Regions from separate parts of the Homo sapiens genome. Here region 1 is linked to region 2. Evidence: chromatin loops called from intact Hi-C (ENCODE). Cell type or tissue: heart right ventricle. All regions are shown on one strand. Links, peaks and the distances in the headings refer to the core of each region. The heading gives the core; the rest is flanking DNA. Region 1 overlaps PXK (PX domain containing serine/threonine kinase like). Region 2 overlaps RPP14 (ribonuclease P/MRP subunit p14).

Region 1 (8,306 bases), core at 307-8,306, 100 kb after region 2:
AGGTGATTTCTTTTCTTTTTTGAGATGGAGTTTCACTCTTGTTGCCCTGGCTGGAGTGCAATGGCTCGATCTTGGCTCACTGCAGCCTCTGCCTCCTGGGTTCAAGTAATTCTCCTGCCTCAGCCTCCCAGGTAGCTGGGATTACAGGCGCCCACCACCATGCCCAGCTACTTTTTTGTAGTTTTAGTAGACACAGGGTTTCGCCATGTTGGCCAGGCTGGTCTCGAACTTCTGGCCTCAGGTGATCCGCCCGCCTTGGCCTCCCAAAGTGCTGGGATTACAGGCGTGAGCCACCACACCCAGCCAAGTTATTTCTTTATGGACAGTTTTTACACAGAAAGGTGGAGGGAGAGTAATATTTTTAGGTATGATGGCTTGCTTTGGGGAAAAGGGGTTCTGTTTCTGTGACCCACCTTGGAGAAGGAGGGATTCAAGTTTCTCTGGCTAGCCTTGGGGAACAATGGTACTGAGAAGGCTGGAGGGCCTCTTTTCCGTTTCCCAGCCCCTTTCCAGGAAAAGGCTGTGGGGCAGAGTTGGTTCATTAGGAACTCTGAGATTTACCAAAGCATGATCCTTCACATTTAGCTGGGGATCTAGTCAGTTTAAAAGAAGACAAGAAAAACATTTGCCTTGCTTTCCTTTTTAAAACGGCTTTATGGCCTTAAGTAAGTTTCACTGCCCAATTCAGCCTCTAGGGAGGGGCTCACAGGGCCTCAGGGAGGGGCCCAGTGCTTCCGCCTTGAGGATGCTTGCCCAGGATCTCTGGCCTTAGGCCTGCTCACACTCCTCCCAACTTTAAAGAGACAAATCTATTGTAGACTCTAGAAGACTTGCTTGGAAAAAAGTTATGGGTTTTCATTTTTCTCCCATCTTGATCAACTGTCCTTGTTTAATAATAGAACTAAGCACACTCCTCATATCCATTCTGCTCTTCAGAGGTAAAACCTTCATGGCTTTTCTGAAGTGAGCGTCATGCTTGTAAATAAATAAAAATAGTATCTAACTGGCTCAGAGGACAAAGAACATGAAGAAAGTGACTCATTAGGTGGCTCAAAAAGCGACTCATTGGTTATTCTATAAATACGTTTGCCATGTTTTAAAAGGCTCACAATCGTGTTTACAAACCAGTGCTGTGGTTAATTTGAGTATATCCTAGTTTCGAAGTGAGAATAATCAGCTTGTGATTCAGACTAATATTTTACTGTCTGTTACTATTTGATTAAATGACACTAAAATCTGAATAATGACTTGTGTCCCCCCTTTCTCTCTCTCTCTTTGCTGTTTTCAGTAGAGCATGCACCATTTTGAACGTGAATTTTCGGTAAAGTAAACTATGCTGATTTCTCAGACTTTAAAGATGCTCTGTTTCTGTGTGTGAAATAGGACCCAAAGTGTCTCGATTGCTGAAGTGATGAACAAGTGGGAAAGCAGATTTGAGACTATTTCCTTATCTGAATATTTAAATGAAATACAGCATCTTTAAAAAGCACCCAGTGACTTCATCTATATTCATTTCATTTTCATCATGACCTTCAAAATCTTCATTTTCACTCTGATTTCAGTTTTAAAATACAGCTCTAAAACCTGCAAATCAACTGCATGGCATTTTGGTATATTTTAATTTTGGAAACCATAACTCTCAAAGTCCCGTTGCTGCAAAAATGTTGATTCCTAGTTACTCTGATGAAGAGGAAAGAGTGTTAGGCACTTGAGCTCTTAGTTACAGGGAGACAACTTACTGGCTTTTATAACTGACGGTAGGGAAAAACAGTTCTTTTGTAAGCATCCTTTATAATTCTCGAGCTGTGACAGGAGTACAGCCTCCTCACCTGCCTGAAGCCAAAGGAGAAGGTGGTTCTCCCGAGAGCTGGGGGCTTGCCTGCTTCGGTTCTCTCCTGAGGGTGGCTGGTAAGTCTGGTGTTACCCTAGTGTGGTCTCATGGCCACTTGGCCTCCCTTCCTGTATGTGACCACAAAGGAGCTCAGAATTAGAGAGACTGTAGATTACCCACTGCTGGCTGCTAACATGGGCCTAAGAGTCGGTGGGGAAGGGAGCCAGGCGCAGTGGCTCACATCTATAATCTCAGCACTTTGGGAGGCTGAGGCGGGCGGATCACAAGGATCAGGAGTTCAAGACCAACCTGGCCAACATGGTGAAACCCCATCTGTACTAAAAATACAAAAATTAGGTGGGCATGGTACCACGCGCCTGTAATCCCAGCTACTCGGGAGGCTGAGGCAGAGAATCACTTGAACCCGGGAGGCGGAGCTTGCAGTGAGCCGAGATCGCGCCACTGCACTCCAGCCTGGGCAACAGAGCGAGACTCCATCTCAGAAAAAAAGGAACTGGAGGGAGGGACCCTCAGACATCCTGTCCACAAGGCTGTCAAGGGGGTTTCTGGCCTGGCATTCCTCCCTAGATCTGACCTACGCTCTCCCTGCAGCATTCTCTGCCCTCTGACAGGGCCTCTGCTGGACTGCCAGGTTCCCGTGTGGTTTGGTGGAGAAGATTTTGGGGTGGGTAGAGTAAGTAGTTGGCTCTCAGGGATTTTGTCTAAGAGAAAGTGAGATGGGAGAAATCGGGACTGACCTGGTCGTAACTGAAGGTAAGCTGTTTGCAGCATCCCCCTTCCTGGGTGCAAATTCAGGTATCATAAGTCTAACATGGAATCGGTCTGCTCTCATATGTGGCCTGGAGATAAGGGTATTGGAGGTCTCTTGGCAGGAAGGCCTCATTCACATCTGAGGGGTGGAGAGCGCGCAGGCAGCAGGCAGTTGTTCCCAGGTTTGTCACAGGCCAAATGGTAACTTTCATTTGGCCCTTGTTGCCCCTGCCCCCTCTTCCTCCATTGTTAGCCATGTGTTGTAGCTGAAGCCCCAACGGACCTTTCAGGAAGCTTGTGGACCATGGAAAGGGCCAAAAGGAAAAGCCAAAAACAATCAATGGGGCAGACTGAGTGAGACCGAGTCCCAGGTCTGTGTTCCTGCCTCCTCCAGTTTCCACCTTCTGACCCCTAGACCTCCTCTCCCCTCCAGAGTGTTCCAAACTGGCAAGCTGGGTCTGGCCTTCCTTGCCCTGGTTGTACATAAGAGCCACCATGGTTGTTGTAGGCCCAGTGAGGAAAAGTGGACTTGCTGGGACATCAAGCCCCACCGGACTGCTCCAGCCTGCTGAGGCCACATCAGGGAGATCCTGCTGCCTGTCCTTTCGTTCCATCTGCTTTACTGGAGCCCTGGAGCCCTTTGGACAGTGTATTTATTGACACCACCTACATTTTCAAAGAGACTCATTTAAAGTGACAGTGGAAAATCCATGTCCATTTACTTGGACAGTGGAAAATCCATGTACTGAACCCCACCCTCAACTCCCAAACTCTGCGGTGGTGCATTTGCACTTCTAATTTTGAGGGCCTGGTAATGACGCCAAAACCAAGGGTTGGTTCTCTGTGAGGCCAAGCAGTTTTGTTCTGTGCCAAGATGGCAGCCCCTACCCCTCAGCCCAGCCCTGAGGCCCGTCTCCAGCCCCCCAAAATCCTTGCCTGGAGGGCTAGTCAGTCTCTAGATGGCCAGTGCTGAGCCTTTAGTAGAACTCCCAAGTACCGCCGCAGCCGAGAGCCTGTCCTTAACTGCACAGTGATTCTTCTGCCGGGGGTCAAAGCACAAACCTGGGAGGCAGAAACCCTGGAGCTCCTTCTGTTACACTACGTGGCCCTGAATATCAAGTCCAGATTCCACTGCCCTTTTCTGGCTATTGGGTGGGAGGGTGCTGGGGAAGGGCACTGGCACCTACTTACCCCCAAGTGGGCAGAGCTCACTCCTTCGGGCCCACTTGGTGTTGCAGTCAAGAGACTCAGTTCCAAAAACCTTCAGCAGAGGTCTCCCCTCCTCCTGGTATTTCACTGGTTGCTCTCCAGAAGTCCTCTTCAGAGGAATGCTCATCACACATGCTTATTCTCCGTTTTCCCACTTCAACAGTTACTTCAGGTTTAAAGTCCTTTTTATCTCTGTAACCTGGTGACATAAAGCCAGGAACATTTTCCCACAATCCACCTTAGCATAAAACATAACAATTTCATTCATCAGTTGTTATTGTGTAGAACCAATGAACATGTTGGTCATTTGTCTGTATTTAGTCTTTATTTGTATTGCTATCTTTGAGCATTCCAAGATTGCAGAGCATGAGCGTGTGTATTTGTGTGATTCTTTAATTTCAGCTGCCTTAGGTTTGAGTAAAAGATGTAAAGAAAGGTAAGTGATTTTCTATTGTAAGACTTTAACCCATACCTGTCACACTTGGTGAAAAGGATGTACTTACCTGAGTATTGTGTTGGTGATTCTGAGCCAGTCGTCCATACAAACTTAAGTAGGGTAGCTTTACCTGTTACTTATCACAACTCAGTAGCAGTGTAGGGGAAACCACCTGGCAGAATGTCTCCCTGGAGTAGCCCTGGGAGGGACAGAGACAGCATCTGACAGAGTCTCAGAGAGCTGCAAGGTCACAGGAGACGAGGCAACTAACTGTGGCACAGGAACATTCTTTAAGGCAAGGCTTTTTCTGAACTCGGGTGTTTATTCTGTCCTGAGAGAACCATTCATTGATTCTAAAATATAAAATTCGAGTTGCAAATGTCCATGTGCCTGGAAGCTGAGGGAAGTTTTAGACACCTGCCCAGTTTCCCTCTCCTTGCCCACTGCGGTACAGCACGACATTCTAGTTTCTCCTGATGCTTCGTCAAAGACATTTAGTGCAGTTATGTCCTGTTCCTTGGTTGGGCCACAATGGAGAGAACAGTACTTGAGAAGGATTTCTCTGTAAGAATACCATGGCAGAGAGACCCCTCTGCCCCCTGCTTTGCATTGCTAACAGTTATTAGCATTTTATATTTCTTTAATGCAACCTAATAGGAAATTATTATTCGAGACAGACTCCTCTGGGAAATGCATAACCCAGGAGGCACTGATTCCTTGCTGAGAATCCTGAGTGGTCTGTCATTTTACATAAGATCACATCCTTCAAACATTGTGTATGTTGGAGCAGCGAAAGAACTGTTCACCCCTTATGAATAACTGACATTCAGGAAGCCCAACTCCATCATGCAGATGTCTATCTTTAATTGCTAGCTCAGAAGCAGACAGAGCTTCCTGGGACCTGGCTAAAGTAACTGATAGATGGAACTCTTCTTTGGGGACTATTACTTTGCAAATGGGGTCAGAGCCTCATCTATGCAGAGAATGTCACCATATGTGGTTTCATGTAATCTGTAATTATTTGTTCCAACAGCCTTTAACATGACTATTGTTTGAGAAACATGGCAACTTTTAATTCCCCTTTGATGCTTCTAGCTTTCTTTAGTATTTTAAGAACTCATACAGTACTAGGTATGTTGGTCCCTCTGAGAAAAACATGTGGACTCTCACCAGTCCGTTGTGCTCAGGACTGAGCAGCAGCGTGTGTGCAGGGCAGCTGTGGAGGTGAATACTGATTGTCCCCCTTTTCCTCCACAGGGATATCTGCATTACCTCCACCTCCTCCACCTCCACCACCACCAGCAGCTCCCTTGCCTCCTGCGAGCACCGAGGCACCTGCCCAGCTCTCGTCTCAGGCTGTGAATGGCATGAGCCGAGGGGCCTTGCTCAGCTCCATCCAGAATTTCCAAAAAGGAACTTTGAGGAAAGCCAAAACCTGTGATCACAGTGCTCCGAAGATCGGCTGAAGCTTCCTGTTTACACTTGGAGGGAAAAGTTCTTTTTTATTCCTACTCACCCCTACCCCCCAAACTACCCTCTTCCTGGGAAAGTAATTGCTGAGCCAGTACAGCCACAAACAGTACTATTTTGCAGATGCTCATGTAAGCAGCTTTTCGAGAGAAATAATTCTTTAAGCAGAATAAAGTTAGGCTGGCATTGCTCCCTTAAGATCTTGCTCCTTTATTAACCCTGTAAAGGAGTCTTGTTTATCCTCTAATGGCCAGGCTTTTGGGACAGCAGCATATTGAAATATTTTCACCAACTAAAGGAAATAGACAGAAAAACAATGACAATATTCAATCACAGCAGTAAATGGCCTTTGTGTTGCAATCCCTTCTACCCCATCAGACAGCTCCTAGAAACATTCCTCTTACAGTTCATTTCTCTAAAGCATTTTCTGATTCTTAGATAACTCCAATTTTTGCTACCTTTATCTTAGACATTAACACTATAGCCCAAAGCATAGTTACTTTGCTAAATCAGAAAGCAACTGAGTTCTTTGTTTTCTCCTCAAATAGAATGGGGAACGTTCACAACATTCTCTTAAGTTCTAACAGGAATACCATTGTGGTTATAGAACTCAGGGCTGCTAAAGCAACTACTCTAGACCCATAGTTCTTTTTAGTTAGATGTATTGAAACAGACAAAAATATTAACATCAGAAAAAGCTCTTGCCAATTAGAGGATCTTCTTAATCCTCAGCAATTAAGTTTGGGGTTTGAGGGGGGCAGGTCATTGTTACAACAGAAGTAAATTTGGCATCTATAGAAATCAATTATGATTTTTGAAAGATTTATCTAAATATATCAATATAGCATCTCTTTAATGTTAGTCATTTATTAGAAAGATCCTTTATCCTGATTTGCTTAAACCTTTCAATAAATTGCACTTTAAAGGATTATAAATAATCCATTTAAAAATTCAAGTACACACATCAGTGTTGGTTACTATGCAGAGAATGTCATTGTGTATAGTTTCATGTAATCTGTTATGTCAGCTGTATTTTTTATTAAAATCATGTCAAGAAAACGTGTTGTCTGTAGCTTGACAAGATATTTCAAATGAGAACTTTTTGTAGCGTCTGTTGTTAGCAAAGAATAGATTCACACAGTCTAAGGTTTCCTTCCTACCTATCCTGTCTCTTATTCTTTTGTGTCTCACTTTTCCTCTAAGAACTAAAAATCCTGCCTTGCTACTTAAATTAGGTACCACCTATATGCTTCTCTAACTAATTTAAACCCATCTTTTCCATCTCAGCTTCTGGAGGGCAGTATTTGACAGAATATCTGATCTTTGGAAATGGGAAAAACAACTGATATAAACTTTGCCATAATTTTAAAGAGAATGCTATTAGAATTAGGCATTTGGAGAGTCTGTGGAGAAGTTCCTGTTTCAAGTGTGATGCAACCTAGGTGATTACCTGATGGAGGCTTGTGAGGCCTGAGTCCTTCTGAAGTCAGTTTTGCTGACTATTCTGGATAGTTCAGATATATGAATACAAACAGGTAATGGTCTTGTACAGTATCAGCTTATTTTCCACATGGAACTAATTTCTTTTGTTGTTATTTTTAAGACAGGGTTTCGCTCTTTCACTCAGGCTGGAGTGCAGTGACCCAATCACAGCTCACTGCAGCCTTGACCTCCCAGGGCTCAAGCAATCCTCCTATAGGCACACCACCAGATACCTGGGTTTTTTGTTTTGTTTTTTTTGTTTTGTTTTTGTAGGCAGGGTTTTTGCAACGTTGCCCCAGGCTGGTCTCAAACTCCTGGGCTCAAGCAATCCCTGCCTCAGCCTCCCAAAGTGCTGGGATTATAGGCATGAGCTACTGTGGCCTGGCAGCACTAATTTCTTAATAAATAGAATTTCAAGTTTTCTACCCACATTGACTTTTTTTTTTTCTATCTATCTTTTCTTTGTAGAGATGGGGTTTTGCCATGTTCCCCAGGCTGGTCCTGAACTCCTACACTCAAGGGATCCACCCACCTCGGCCTCCCAAAGTGCTAGGATTACATGTCTGAGCCACCACACCCAGCCAATTCTTTTTTTTGAGACGGAGTCTTGCTCTGTTGTCCAGGCTGGAGTACAGTGGCGCCATCTCTGCTCACTGCAACCTCCGCCTCCTGGGTTCAAGCAATTATCCTGCCTCAGCCTCCCGAGCAGCTGGGTCTACAGGCGCATGCCACCATGCCCGGCTTTAGTAGACAGGGTTTCACCATGTTAGCCAGGATGGTCTTGATCTCCTGACATCATGTTCTGCCCGCCTTGGCCTCCCAAAGTACTGGGATTACAGGCATGAGCCACCACGCCCAGCCCAGCCAATTCTTTCAATATAAAAATACAATAGTCATGGCCAGGTGTGGTGGCTCATGCCTGTAATCCCAGCAGTTTGGGAGGGCCAAGGCAGGTGGATCACCTGAGGTCAGGTGTTCAAGACCAGCCTGGCCAACATGGTGAAACCCCACCTCTACTAAAAACACCAAAATTAGCCGGATGTGGTGGCTAATTTCCTACTGAGGCTGAGGCAGGAGAATCACTTGAACCTGGGAGGTGGAGGCTGC
Region 2 (8,305 bases), core at 1-8,000:
AAGGCAAAAAATGTGCTTTCCGGGTGATTCAGGTAAAGACTATTCCCTCACATATTCCAAACAAGACTGAGTGATGGGTCAACTGCTTCTTAATATACACAACTCATTTTTGTGCTTGCATAAATGTAATATGGTTAAAATGATCTAAGTAGGGGAAAATAAAGGACTTGATTGTTTCCAAAAATGTGAGACAGAGCACTTAGATTTTAAAATCTATGGGAGATGTTTTGGGATAAAACTTGCAACCCTGTGGTTAAGGCTTACTTTTTTTATTTAACACTTAATGCCTTGTGTGTTATATATTGGTACGCTCTTTTTGAGATGTGACCACTTGTTATCGAAGGCTTCCTCTCAGGATGCTCTGTAAAATGCTCCTGCATCAGCTTTGTTTATCCTGTAAAACTGGGCATGTTTCCCCATTGCCCTGTGCTTCAGTGTGGTTTCTCCCAATGCCTTAACCTTTTTCTTTCTCTTCTAGGTTTCTCCATTTCTTCTTGCATTATCTGGTAATAGTAGGGAACTAGTATTGGATTGAATGAATAGTCTTCCATTTTGGAAACGTTCATCCACTCTCATATTTATTTTTTGGTGCCTGCATGTTTGAAGACTGAAGCAGGCTAAAAGCTCTTGATGAAATTTGAGGGTGCTGAAGATGTTCCCACTAATTTCCAGCCATCACCTTTGGTGGGGTGGGCTTCGGAGGACAGTCTGTCTGAACCTGCCAGTGCTGACCCTGCAGCACTTTCAGCATATGCACATCAAAGTTGGAGACCGCGCTGAACTTAGGAGGGCCTTCACACAGACTGATGTGGCTACCTTCTCAGAATTAACAGGGGATGTCAATCCTTTGCATTTGAATGAAGACTTTGCAAAACACACCAAGTTTGGAAATACAATTGTACATGGAGTTTTGATCAACGGACTTATCTCAGCTCTCCTAGGAACTAAAATGCCAGGGCCAGGCTGTGTATTTCTTTCCCAGGAAATTAGCTTTCCAGCCCCTTTATATATTGGAGAAGTTGTTTTAGCTTCTGCAGAAGTGAAAAAGCTGAAGCGGTTCATTGCTATTATTGCAGTGTCATGTTCTGTAATAGAAAGTAAAAAGACTGTTATGGAAGGCTGGGTTAAAGTTATGGTTCCAGAAGCTTCCAAATCCTGAAATAGATGTTTTAAAGATGCAACCTCAAACACCAATGCTGTTGTTAAAGAGCCTATGGGGAATTGCTGCTCTTTACCAAAGAATGGTTGATAGGCCCAGAAGCCCATCTTAGTTAGGGGAAGGGAGCAGGAAGAGGGTTGTTCAAATGCCCACTTTCCAGTTTGGCCTTATGCTTCATGCAGACTTGAGTGTATGCAGGATTTCATTATCTGCCTGGGTTTTTTGTTTGTTTTTTGTTTTTTAATTCAAGAAGTAGGCTGGGCCCGGTGGCTCATGCCTGTAATCCTGGCACTTTGGGAGGCTGCGGCAGGCGGATCACTTGAGGTCAGGAGTCCAAGACCAGCCTGGCCAACATGGTGAAACCCCATCTCTACCAAAAAAAAAAAAAAAAAAAAAGTGCAACTAGCTGTGCTTGGTGACTTGGCCCTGTAGTCCCAGTTGCTTGGGAGGCTGAGGTGGGAGAATTGCTTGGGCCTGAGAGCTGGAGGTTATGGTGAGAAACTGAGATTGCACCACTGCACTGTAGCCTGAGTGACAGAGCGAGACCCTGTCTCAAGAAAGAAGTATTGGGAAGGTTATTTAAAGACTCTACTTTTAAATCAGGCGTGGCAGCTCACGCCTGTAATCCCAGCATTTTGGGAGGCTGAGGCAGGCGAATCACTTGAGGTCAGGAGTTCAAGACCAGCCTGGCCAACATGTGAAACCCCATCTCTACTAAAAATACAAAAACTAACCGGGCATGGTGGCGGGCACCTGTAATCCCAGCTACTTGGGAGGCTGAGGCAGGAGAATCTCTTGAACCTGGGAGGTTGCAGTGAGCTGAAATCACACCACTGCACTTCAGCCTGGGTGACAGAGCAAAACTCCACCTCAAAAAAAAAAAAAAGATTCTACTTTTAGAAATTCAGACCTAGATAGATTTGCATTTGGATAACAAATCCCTACCTATAGCCATGTGGAAGCAGCTTGTCACTGTATTTTAACTGTGTAACAATTATTGAAGGCGAAAATAGAAGTTGGGTCATCTTTGAACACCTACCTTTTATCAATGAATATTTTTAGACTGTTCTTCAGTATCTGAGTCAGAGTTTATTGTAATTTGTTATTTACACCAAGGTGGCATCTTAGTCTACCTTCAGTGAGACTTGCGTTTCAGGGGAGGGGCGTATGTGCATCCTCGGTCTCAGTTATGTAAACGGTCTGATCTGTAAAATAGTGGTAGCACATGCCATGTGGGATAGTTGGTGGAGATGATAGATGGAGTTAAGCACAGGGCCCAGCCTGTCAGCAGTAGCTACTATTATTGTTGCCCATTTCCCCTGCAACTGAGGTGAGAGGTTTTCCTGAGTTTGAAGCTGACTGGCCCACAGTTAAACGTAACAGACCAGTTTTTCAGGGTGTCAGCCAACCTCTATTAGTGTTCTTAAGTACAGTTTCTGTTATAAAAGTTCAGATTATTCCTTGAAAATTTGGATCTACCTCCCATTATTATGAGTAATACATGCTTATAGTAAAAAAAAAAAAATTGTAAGAAATAAATATTAAGAAGATTATGGAGGCCAAATTCTTAAGACTTTGGGGGCTGGGGTCAGGGAGGTTATATTGAAGGGGAGATGTGCCTAACATGTTACTACTAAATGGCCATCCCAACACAGCCAACACTTTTGTTTCCCATTTTTTTTTGTTTCCCGTTTTTTAATAAAATTGAGATATAATTCACATACCATAAAATTCACCTTTTAAAAGTGTACAGTTTAGTGGTTTTCAGAATATCCACAAAGTTGTACAACCATCACCAAATCAATTTTTTATAGCATTTTTCATCACCCCCAAAAGAACCTCCCATTAGCAGTCAATCCATTTCTCTCCTCCAGTCTTTGGGAATCACCAGTCTACTTTCTGTCTCTATGGGTTTCCCTGTTCTGGACATTTCATAAAAGTTCATACAATGTATGATCCTTTGGAACTGGCTTCTTTGATATAGCATGTTTTCAGGGTTCATCCATGTTACAGCATGTATCAGTACATCATTTTATTTTATGGCTGAATAATATTCCATTGTATTTACCCATACATCAGTTGATATTTGGATTATTTTCGCTTTTGGGCTGTTAAAAATAATGTTATGAACATTATAGAAGAGGTTTTTATGTGCACAGGTTTTAAATATATATATATATATATATTTTCTTTTTTTCTTTTTTGAGATGGAGTCTTGCTCTGTCGCCCAGGCTGGAGTGCAGTGGTGCGATCCCAGCTCACTGCAAGCTCCTCCTCCTGGGTTCAGGCCATTCTCCTGCCTCAGCCTCCCAAGTAGCTGGGACTACAGGCGCCTGCAACCACGCCCGGCTAATTTTTTGTATTTTTAATAGAGACGGGGTTTCACCGTGTTAACCGGGATGGTCTCGATCTCCTGACCTCGTGATCTGCCTGCCTCGGCCTCCCAAAGTGCTGGGATTACAGGCGTTAGCCATTGCGCCTGGCCGACAGGTTTTAAATTCTAGGAGTGGAATTGCTGGATCATGTAACTTTAATATTATAAAGAATTGTCAAATTGTTGTTCAAATTACTATTGGGCATGAGGTGGTATCTCATTGTAGTTATGATTTCCATTTCTCTAATGTCAGCCAACACATTCAAGACAATCTATGACAGAATTTTTAATTTTTACCCAGAGAGCAGCTGAACAGACAACTAGAAAGAATTATTCTAGGCCAGGCGTGGTGGCTCATGCCTGTAATTCTCAGCACTTTGGGAGGCCAAGGCAGGCGGATCACGAGGTCGAGGTCAAGAGATTGAGACCATCCTGGCCATCATGATGAAACCCCATCTCTACTAAGAATACAAAAAAATTAACTGGGTGTGGTGGTGCGTGCCTGTAATCCCAGCTACTCGGAGGCTGAGGCAGGAAGATTGCTTGAACTGGGAGGTGGAGGTTGCATTGAGCTGAGATCGTGCCCCTGCACTCTAGCCTGGGCAACAGAGCGAGACTCCGTCTCAAAAAAAAAAAAAATTATTCTAGTCGCTAGAGGGCAGTGTTGTGTATAAAGTTAGTACTTTAAAACTTTAATACTGTATTATACCATATACTAGTTTTCTAAGGTGGAAGACAAGACCAAAATCAATGTGGGGAGCAAGGATACTGTTCTTGTGAGTTTCAGAATGTGCAGCATGTGCAGGCTGAGATCCACTTGAAGAAGACATTTATAGGTGAATCACTAGACATGCTGAAAATGTGTTCAAATGGCAAAACAAAATGGGGAACATGCACAAATATACGGACTTGAGGCCAGGACTGCTTGCTCCTGCAGAACTCATTCCCTGGGATTTAGCAGCAGTCTTAAAGTTAGGTCCATAACTGGATTGGGATGTGATCATTGATACTGATAGCCACCATTTTTTCAATGCCTGATGAGTTGATTTTCTACATTAATGCTAATCCTTGAAACAACTGTGTGAAGTTAACATTATCCTGTTTTTAAGTAGGATAACTGACTTGCCCAAGGTTGTTCAGCGAATAAGCAGTACAGCTGGGATTCAAACTTGGGCCTGCCTGGCTCCAAAGCCTTTCCTTTTTCCATCACTCTGTGGGTCTTAGGTTCCTGTAGGAACCAAGGGGAAACTTCCCCTTTGCCCTCTGAAGGTTCACTGAAAAATCAACTGAGAAAAGGCAAATTAATTGGAGAAAAGGCATACCAATATATTAGCTTGCATGAAGGGGAGAGCTACAGAGTGATTACCCCCCAAACCCCCACCCAATAGGGTTTAGAAGCTTAAATACCACCTAAAGGTTACAAAAAGAGTGTGGGCTCGGATCAGTGGCATAACATGTTCGGGGAGCTGGAGAAGGGGAAGCCTGGCTAGCAAAGGTGGTCTTGTTATGTAAATGAAGCCCCACAGGTGGCAGCCCTCAAAAGAATAGATGGTAAATGTTTTAGACCTTTTTTGTTGTATGAGACAGAGTCTCGCTCTTATTGCCCAGGCTGGATTGCAATGGCACGATCTTGGTTCACTGTGGCCTCCGCCTCCCGGGTTCAAGCGATTCTCTTGGCCTCAGCCTCCCAAGTAGCTGGGATTACAGGCATGTGCCACCATGCCCAGCTAAATTTTGTATTTTTAGTGGAGATGGGGTTTCACCATGTTGGCCAGGCTGGTTTCGAACTCCTGACCTCAGGTGATCTGGCCTCCTCGGCCTCCCAAAGTGCTGGGATTACAGATGTGAGCCACCATGTCCAGCATGTTTCAGACCTTTAAAGTGTCAGACTAAGTTAATCTTCCCGAGATCCAGACAAGGGAAGGCCTGGCTGCATCAAGCAGATTCTCTGCAAATGCAAGTTTTCTCCAAAAAAGACAGCTTTGCAGGGCTGCTTCTTTTGGCTCTCTGAACAGCCATCTGAAAATATGACAAATATATTTTGGGGTGAAATATTTTTATTTCCCTCATTCGTGTTGCTGGAACTGGAGCACTGTCAGTTTCTATAATGGCATCTTACATGGCATTAAAATAATTGGAATCATTCTATAGCAATCTTTTTGCTTTCGGAATGTTCTAGATCTTATTCCCCGCTAGAGTTGTAGCGTTTTCCTAATACTATTAGTTGAAAGTCTTCCACCCATGCATATCACCTACACATTTTCTAAGCCGACATTCAGTGATTATTTGTCTTCACCGAAGAATGGCTTAAAGGGTTAAAGATGAAAAATATAGGGTACGGAAGGGATGTCAGATCTGAATGATAGTTGATTTATACTGTGTAACTTTCAAAAGTAGCTACTCAATGTGAGCATTTCCACTGTTTTTTTTTTTGTTTGTTTTCTGAGACAGAGTCTCACTCTGTCTCCCAGGCTGGAGTTGCAGTGGTGCAATGACTGCAGCACCTCCTGGGCTTACACAATCCTGCCTCAGCCTCCTATATAGCAGAGAACAGAGGTGCACACCACCATATCTGGCTTATTTTTTGATTTTTTGCAGAGATGAGGTCTCACTTTGTTGCCCAGGCTAGTCTCAAACTCCTGGGCTCAAGCAATCCTCCCACCTTGGCTTCCCAAAGTGCTGGGATTACAGGCATGAGCCACTGTGCTCAGCCTTCATGTTCACTTTTTTAAAATGTATGTATTTTTTATAGAGATGTGGGTCTCACTGTGTCGCCCAGGTTGTCTCGAACTCCTGGTCTCAAGCGATACTCCTGCTTTGGCCTCCCAAAATGCTGGAATGAGCCTCTGCATACAGAGTTCCACATTTTTATGCTCCCTGAGTCATGGTCTTTGAAATCTATAAATCAATAAAGGTTGGAAACAGAGAAGTAGACAAGAAGTTATCAGTACTTCTCTTTAGTAACTTGTCATTTTTATCCAGAGTCAAGATTCTCAAACCACACGTGCTTTGTTAAAGCTGGCTATAAGGAAAACTGGTTGCTTGGCTTTTTCATTGAGTCTATACAAACTGCTCAAAAGAATGACTCTTAATGAAAGCCTGAGTGACCCTCAAATTAGGAAATTCTCTCCCAGATAATTGAGAAGTGGCCTTGACTGTACCAGGTCACACATGGAAATAAGTACAAAAGTAATGACTAAAATAGGCCAAGTTGACCGAGCACTTTGTACATAGGGGTATTATACGACTGCAAATTGTGTGATGTTTAATTGTCACAGAAAGAGATACTCGTTTTAAGCACTTTTAGCCTAATGTACTGGAAAATTGCTTAATGGATTTTTATACTCTATTGGAAACATTTCCATATTGGTGAAATGCCACTCATTCCTTTTTCTGAGGAGCAAATCTTGAGTAGCAATGGGAAGAAAGCCTGGCAACAGCCACCATTTGTCTTGTGGACCTGACATGCTTATTCACCTAGAAAAAGAAGAAATTGCTAAATGCACACTGATACCTCTTAGGTAACCACAGGTTTTCATTTTGTGCTGAATTATTAGTCATTTTTCCTTTATGTTTTTAGAGTATGATTCAGAGACCAATTTATTCCCAAAGAAAATTGCCATTACATCTACTAAGTTTTCATATTAAAACATTTTCTACCAAGGGATGACTGTCACTCTGAGCAACTGTGCCACTGTGAATGCCTCATGTGTCAGCATAGCTTATTATCTAGCTCTGAGCAGAATGGGAGTGCTGCTGAATTAGTCTTGGTCCACAGGTATCTCCAGTGTCCCAGATGTTTCACCTCCTTTGTTCTTATCTTTGCTTTTATTTTGGGTTACAAACACAGCAGATAAATTAATTCTCAGCATCTTCAGAGAAACTGTGGGTTAGAGCAGAATCACCAACTAGAAGAAACCATTTAAATTCAAAAATCATAAGGAACCCAGAACCAATGTTAACACTGCATAAATACAACAAGATTAATAGGAGGCCCCACAGTTAATTCCTAAGGTGGTTCTTAGCTGTAAAGCAATTCAAATGACCTTCTTATAAACCCTGGGCAAAAGTCCCCTGTGATGTGGTGGAAAATATCAACACGTAAAGGAAATAAGAATGACTGTGAGTTGAGTTTTGTTGTTTTAGATCCAGATCATGAATATTTAAAGAAATAAAAGCATTTTGAGTTGGGAGGCCATGCTACTTAGGAAACACTGAGTTTTTCACAAGCTTCTATGATTTGATTTTGTAGAGTAGTTGCCAGGCCTAAGGAGCATCCTTGCTAAAACTCATTATCTTCAGTCAATCTGGGCAAACATCAAGTTGTTAGACAAACAACCTGTGGGCCATTTAAACATTTGGCAACAGTGGGAAATATGTGTGTGTGTGTATATATATGTATATATATATATTTTTTTTTTATATACATTTTTTTTTTTTGCGAGCCCTGAGTAGTTGTATGTGTGGCAAAAACTGAGGTTCCCTCTTTCCTCATTAGCCTTAGGCAGCCTGAGACTATAGAAAAAAACCCGATTTAAATTAGATCAGCTCCGGCCTTGGGGTGTTTCCCCATGTTCAGCCTAAGCCATTTCTTTTCTATTCTTTTTTTTTTTGAGACAGGATCTGGCTCTGTCATCCAGGCTGGAGTGGAGTGATGGGATCACAGCTTATTGCAGCCTCGACCTTCCTGTGCTCATGTGATCCTCCTACCTCAGCTTCCTGAGTAGCTGGGATCACAGGCATGTGCCACCATGCCCGGCTAATTTTATGAC

Evidence for each region. A loop is a pair of places that touch in the nucleus more often than their neighbours do. Peaks named below come from ENCODE experiments on the same cell type or tissue, not always from the same donor. Only the 100,000 strongest peaks of a DNase experiment are listed, where the experiment ranks them.
Region 1: a loop joins it to region 2, with 4 times the contacts of the local background. A loop is called at or near these places in 106 of 110 quality-filtered maps.

Annotation. Positions count from the first base shown.
Region 1 is chr3:58,419,248-58,427,553 of GRCh38, forward strand. It overlaps PXK (PX domain containing serine/threonine kinase like), which reads left to right. Exons shown (of 18, transcript NM_017771.5): 18 at 5,505-6,880. The coding sequence ends at 5,713. Among named protein-coding and RNA genes, the nearest start is that of PDHB, 10 kb to the right of the region's middle. In heart right ventricle, for the core only: CTCF peaks have their summits at 708 and 3,888; a DNase peak (open chromatin) is centred at 715; H3K27ac peaks cover 5,755 bases.
Region 2 is chr3:58,316,962-58,325,266 of GRCh38, forward strand. It overlaps RPP14 (ribonuclease P/MRP subunit p14), which reads left to right. Exons shown (of 6, transcript NM_007042.6): 5 at 1-32; 6 at 479-3,232. The coding sequence ends at 535. It overlaps HTD2 (hydroxyacyl-thioester dehydratase type 2), which reads left to right. Exons shown (of 5, transcript NM_001348712.2): 4 at 1-32; 5 at 479-3,232. The coding sequence starts at 653. The coding sequence ends at 1,159. Among named protein-coding and RNA genes, the nearest start is that of PXK, 12 kb to the right of the region's middle. RefSeq lists an enhancer at 5,022-5,783. In heart right ventricle, for the core only: a CTCF peak has its summit at 4,198 (motif pointing right); no DNase peak of the experiment used is centred there.